Regions from separate parts of the Homo sapiens genome. Here region 1 is linked to region 2. A link is a loop called in an ENCODE intact Hi-C map of the cell type or tissue named here. Cell type or tissue: gastrocnemius medialis. All regions are shown on one strand. Each heading gives the region's core, and the rest is flanking DNA. Links, peaks and the distances in the headings are about the cores only.

What was found. Hi-C counts contacts between places; a loop is a spot of excess contacts. Peaks named below come from ENCODE experiments on the same cell type or tissue, not always from the same donor. Only the 100,000 strongest peaks of a DNase experiment are listed, where the experiment ranks them.
Region 1: it touches region 2 in a loop (5-fold over the local background); 2 of 110 quality-filtered maps call a loop at or near these places.

Annotation. Positions count from the first base shown.
Region 1 is chr4:148,444,144-148,447,046 of GRCh38, reverse strand. It overlaps a transcript of NR3C2 not described here. Among named protein-coding and RNA genes, the nearest start is that of NR3C2, 3.2 kb to the right of the region's middle. RefSeq lists silencers at 1,300-1,439, 2,200-2,249 and an enhancer at 2,410-2,499. In gastrocnemius medialis, for the core only: a CTCF peak has its summit at 1,677; DNase peaks (open chromatin) are centred at 1,376, 1,706 and 2,456; H3K4me3 peaks cover 1,896 bases; H3K27ac peaks cover 2,133 bases.
Region 2 is chr4:147,828,144-147,831,046 of GRCh38, reverse strand. All of the region lies in intron 3 of ARHGAP10 (Rho GTPase activating protein 10), which reads right to left. Among named protein-coding and RNA genes, the nearest start is that of MIR4799, 47 kb to the right of the region's middle. In gastrocnemius medialis, for the core only: no CTCF peak of the experiment used is centred there; DNase peaks (open chromatin) are centred at 749, 1,026, 1,416 and 2,576; H3K27ac peaks cover 2,500 bases.

The DNA of each region.
Region 1 (2,903 bases), core at 172-2,671, 620 kb before region 2:
TTAAAAGCAGGGAAGATGAAAATTTGAGAACAGTTTGTGTGTGTGTGTGTATGTGTGTGTGTGTGTGTGTATGTATAAAATGGACAAAAGAAACACAGGAAGAAACCTTATAAATTTCTAAAATGTTGCAGTTATAATAACCCCACTGTACACCCTAATTTGATCAAATTGTCCTTAATTGAAATCATTGATTAAAATAGTGGTGGGAGTACCTAGCTTAAGAATTGTTATAGAAAATCATTTTGTAAAGGAGGAAACAATAATCAATGCCCAATTTGTAAGTTTTGGAAACAATTTACATTATATAGGTTACCTTAAGTGGGGGGGTTCTTTTTATCCAACATTGTGTTATGAAAAATTTCAAACACACAAAAAAGCTGAAGGAACTTTACAGTGAACACCTGTATACTTAGCACTTATATTCTACTATTAATATTGCATTATCAACATGTTTTATCACATATCTATCCATCCTTCTGTCCATTTTATCAATCCACCAATGTTGCTGCATTTTATTTTTGATGCACGCACTTCCAAATTAGTTTGCAGACATCAGTACACTTCCAAATGGTTCTTTTTAAAACTCACTGAATGTTATTTTTCAAAATATCTGATACGTAAATATTTTCTTGATCACCATCTTAAGATATACCTTAAGAATGCAGTAAATATGAACCTAGAAGCCTTTCCTACAAATAAGAAAAGCCAAAAGGTTGTTTTACTAGAGGCCAAATTGTTACCTTGAGCCAGCTAAGAACCGAGTCGTGCCAAAACTGTGTAGGTGATGGAGGCAATGGGAAGCTCGCTGTCAGGACAGTGGGAATGTGGAAGGAGAAAGGCAGTGATTGTTTTAACAGGGCACCTCGGTGTTTAACACGGGTCTATGTGGGAAGGGATTAGCAACTTTCACAGCTATTTAGGAATAAAACGGGAAAGAACCCAAAGAAGGGCGGGGGTGGAAGGGGGCAATAGAGCCTGCAGAAAAAGGAGTGTTAAGCCAGAAAAGGGGTGTGTGTGTGGTCAGTTGGTGGGGTTTAACTGAGTCAAAAGGGACCACAGCAGGGGAGCCGGTTAACTGGTAGTGACACTCACACTTCTCCCCCCTCCCAAACCCCCAATCTTCCATCTAAGGGTGTGTGTAACGGTGCGGGGGAAGAGTCTGGGGCAGAAGCGTACCTCGCACACGCGCGTGAACACGCGCGCACACACATGCACACGCATACATATCTCCTGACGTGGTGATCTCCGTGGCCGGGGTGGGGGCGTGGGACTCCGGGGAGGCTCCGCAGAGGGGCAGCGGGCGCGGGAGAATCCCGGGATCCGGGTTCACCCATCCATCCTCTGTCCCCTGCCGCGTGCCCGCGCGCCGCCGGCCGCCCGCCTGCCGGGCCCAGTCGCCCCCCTTTCACTTTCGCGTCTGCGTAGGTGTCTGCCCGAGCGGGCACGAGGGCGCGGGGGCGCGCCAGGAGACGCGGGGGCGCGCGGCGCGCCGCGAGCGGAGGAGGAGGGGTCCCGGCTCTCGGCCCCTTCCTCGGCTTGCCCCGCCGAGCCGCCTCCGCGGGCGTCTGAGCCGCCGTCAGAGCGAGGGGACCGGTCGCGACCGCAGCGCCCCAGCCAGCTCCCCGCACGCCTCCGCGCACAGACGCCCGCTCCCTCCTCGGCGCCCCCCCACGGCGGGGGTGGGGCAGAGGCGCGGCGAGCCCGAGAGGGGCGGGGAGAGGAGCAGCCTGGCGGGGTGGGCAGCCGAGGAGCAGGAAAAGAAAACTTTTCCCTCCCGCCCCCCGCGCGAGGTCCCCAGCCCTCGCCTCCCCCCGCAGGTGGGAACTGCACCTGAAGCCGGGCGCGAGGTCAGGGCCGGACTTTGGAGGGCTGCGGGCAGGGCTGAAGGGGGTGCGTGCATTTGGGCTCAGTTTTCCTTTGGCCTCCAGGTTGTCAGTGGCCGTAGTGGGAGGGCGGCTGCCGGCGCCCCTGCCCGTTTCCCACCCGCGGGTGGCCGGACGCGGTGCCGCCTCCTCCCGCTCGTGAGGGCGTGACCCGGGGAGGGGGGCGCAGGCTCCCCCTGCGACCGCCCCCTCACACACGCGCTCGGCCGCCGGAGCTGTCACCGGCCACCCAGGGCCCGGGGAGGGGGCGCGGAGAGTGGCGCTGCGGAGCGGCGGGCGCGGGATCCTCCTGCCGGACTTCCCGGCTCCCAGGGACGCCGCTGTCAACGCCGAGCGGACGCGCAGCCCCGGGAGAGGGGCCCGCCAGAGGCCCGGCCGCCGCCGCTGGGGGCGGGCGGGTGCCCGCGTCCCCCTCTGCGCGATTTGGCGCCGCTGCCTCGCCGCCTCTTGTAGGGTAACAGCACTATTGCTCTACCCACCGTCAGCAGGGCGACTGCCACTGCCGGGATTATCATCCTCTCCATCCTCACCGCCGATCAGCCAATATTGGACTTGCTGGTGGCGGCGGCAGCAGCGGCGGCGGGAGTCTAGCCGTTCCCCTTCCCCCGCCCCAGCCTCCCCACCATGTCCTAGAAAAGGTGAGTGCAGCGACAGTCACTTTGCGCTGACAGCGGCGAGAGGGGGTCCGGAGAGCGCAGGGGCGGCCCCGGGCAAGGCAGGTTGCGCGCCCAGGGCAGAGGGCGCGGGTTGGCGAGCGGAGGTGGGATGCGGGCAGGAGACGAGTTGCCCGCTGGCGGCCCTGGGGCAAGGGTGCTGGGTGGCGGGCGAGTGATCGCGGCGGCTGCCCCTGCACGGTTCTAACCTAGATTTTGCAAGAAGCTGAGATCCAGGGCAAGACCGGCCCTCCTCAAAGGAGATAAAAACTTAGTAAAAGAGACACGTCCATTCCTTTAATAATGAATAATTCGGCAACGCTTGCGGAGCCGCCGCCGCCTCGCGTGCCCAGGCTCTAGGTCCGGG
Region 2 (2,903 bases), core at 129-2,628:
GGTGGGCCTGAGAATGTGCATTTCTTGCACGTTCCTAAAGTGATGCTGGACCAGGGACCATACTTTGATGACAAGTGCCCTAGGGCATACTAAAGAAAGAATAGCATATTTGCTCCTAAAAGGTGGAATGCATTTAACTCATTTTAACCATCATACATTCTTTTAGTAATACTCTGAAACACTTTTTAAAAAATATTTAGGTAAGTGCAAAAGTTAACTGTGGTTTCAACTGGGTGCGGTGGCTCACATCTGTAATCCCAACACTTTGGCAGACCAATTCGCACAGATCACGTGAGATCACGAGTTCGAGCCCAGCCTGGCCAACAAGGTGAAACCCCGTCTCTACTAAAAATACAAAAATTAGCTGGGTGTGGTAGCAAGTGCCTATAGTCCCAGCTGCTCAAGAGGCTGAAGCAGGATAATCACTTGAACATGAGAGGCAGAGGTTGCAGTGAGCCAAGATCCCACCACTGCACTTCAGCCTGGGAGACAAAGCAAGGCTCCCCCCATCAAAAAAAAAAAAAAAAAAAAAAAGGAATTGTGGTTTTGACCATTTAAAAAAAAAGTGGCAAAAACCGCAATTACTTTTGTACCAACCTAATAGTTTGGAACAAAAATCCGTGTCAAAAGTCCAAAAACTTATGGAGGAGATTTGAGAGCATGAAAGGATGATGAGAAGGGGGTGCAGTAAAGCACAGGCCAGGGCTGAGAGAGCAGGCATCACGTCTTGCCTGTGACCGACCATCTAAATGCTAACAAAAGCCTTTGGTATGCAGCAGCTTAGTACCTTCCCTATAGGGGCAAAAGGTCAGGGCAGGTCACCCAGGAAGTGATCCCTGGCCTGGTATTTTCACAAGGGTAAAGTCTGTGGTAGAGAAAAACAACAGAAAAAGAAAAGGGTCTCAAAAGCCTGAAGAGTCTGCATAGGCAAAGGGCTTTCCTGCCCAAATGGGGAAAGGGGTGCAGCCGTGGACAAGACACTTCCTCACATCTCCTTAGCAGCCCAGTCTGCCCCCAGCACCCCCAGGATGAGAGGGAGGCGGAACAGCTCCATCTCAGGCACCTTTTGTGCACCATCAGGCAAGCTCCACCTTCTCTCTCCTGGCACTCCCGCTTCCCCGCAGTTTTCCTGAACCTCTGGGTCTCAACCAATTGCCCTTATTTGCCAGAATCCTGAGAAACTGGGCAACCATTTTAGGCTAGGGATGAAACTCAATGATCTGATAAAAGAATACATGTAGAGAAGTAAACGCAATATGAAGGGCTTTTAAAAGAACAACATAAACACTACAGCACTATTTTAAAAGTCCTTAGATTCCTGGACAGCTGCCCACCTCAGATAAGTACAACATGTCCTGCCATGCCAGAGAGAACATCTCTGGAATTCTGGCAGCAACACACCACACAGCCCTTTCCTCTGAGAACACGCGCAGAAGTGAGTAGAGCAGTTGCAGCCACTAACTGTATCAGATCTGACTCCCCAGGTTGAGTTCTTCACCTCCAGAGTCAAGGGTGGCAACATGATCAGCAAAAACTACTCACTCAAAAACACTGTCCTGGCCGGGCGCGGTGGCTCACATCTGTAATCCCAGCACTTTCAGAGATCGAGGCGGGTGGATCACCCGAGGTCAGGAGTTTGAGACCAGCCTGCCCAACATGGTGAAACCTCATGTCTACTAAAAATACAACAAATTGGCTGGGCGCGGTGGCTCACACCTGTAATCCCAGCACGATGGGGGGGTCGAGGCAGGAAGATCACAAGGTCAGGAGATCGAGACCAACCTGGCTACCACGGTGAAACCCTGTCTCTACTAAAAATACAAAAAAAATTAGCCGGACATAGTGGCACCCGCGTGTAGTTCCAGCTACTCGGGAGGCTGAGGCAGGAGAATCGCTTGAACCCAGGAGGCAGGGGTGCAGTGAGCTGAGATCACACCACTGCACTCCAGCCTGGGCAACAGAGCAAGACTCCATCTCAAAAAAAAAAAAAATACAAAAAAATTAGCCAGGCATGGTGGCAGGTGCCTGTAATCCCAGCTACTGGGGAGGCTGAGGCAGGAAAATCGCTTGAACCTGGGAGCCAGAAGTTGCAGCTGAGCTGAGATCATGCCACTGTACTCCAGCCTGGGCAACAAGAACGAAACTCCATCTCAAAAAAAAAAAAAACTATCTTGACTTTTTAAAGGGTGAGGCATGTGTATTCATAGAAATTACACTTCTTTGAGTGTGGAGGGAAACACTGACTTTTTTTCTTAGACTGGCAATTGCTCTACTTCTCTCTCCAACAATTCACTTTAGTAGGAACAAAGCTGGACATTGTAGGGGGGAAAGGAAGGGGCTATGCAAACATATCCTTCCCTCTTTTCGAAATTTCAACAGTTTCCCCTCAAGGAGGAAACCAGACATAGCTAAGGCTCATCCTTCAACTCAGCCCAGATATCACCTCTCCAAGATGCCTTCCCTGAATTTCTCAATCACTTGATTACCACGAAGCATGTTGGAAATTACATGCCTTCTTTCAGCCATCTCCTCCAATGGATGAATCACTACTTATGTCTTTATCTTTATAGCATGTGGCACAGTGCTTGGCATGTGGCAGGCACACACTATTTGTTGAACTGTATACTTAATACAGCCTATTTAAGCATAGAGATGAGGCGTATGAACTTATATAACTGGTGGCTCAAAACCAACAGGGATTGCTGAGCATACACACAGATGACTTTATCCCTTAAAACCTAAAGTCTCATCTTACCCTTAAGATTCAGAAAACATTTTAAAATAGTTGACATTACTGTTTGCCTTCTAAAATAGACATATGTAGTTTTAACATTTTAATGACTCAGTCTTAATTATGAATATCCAATTATTAATATTATGCTGCACCATTATTCAATTTAGGA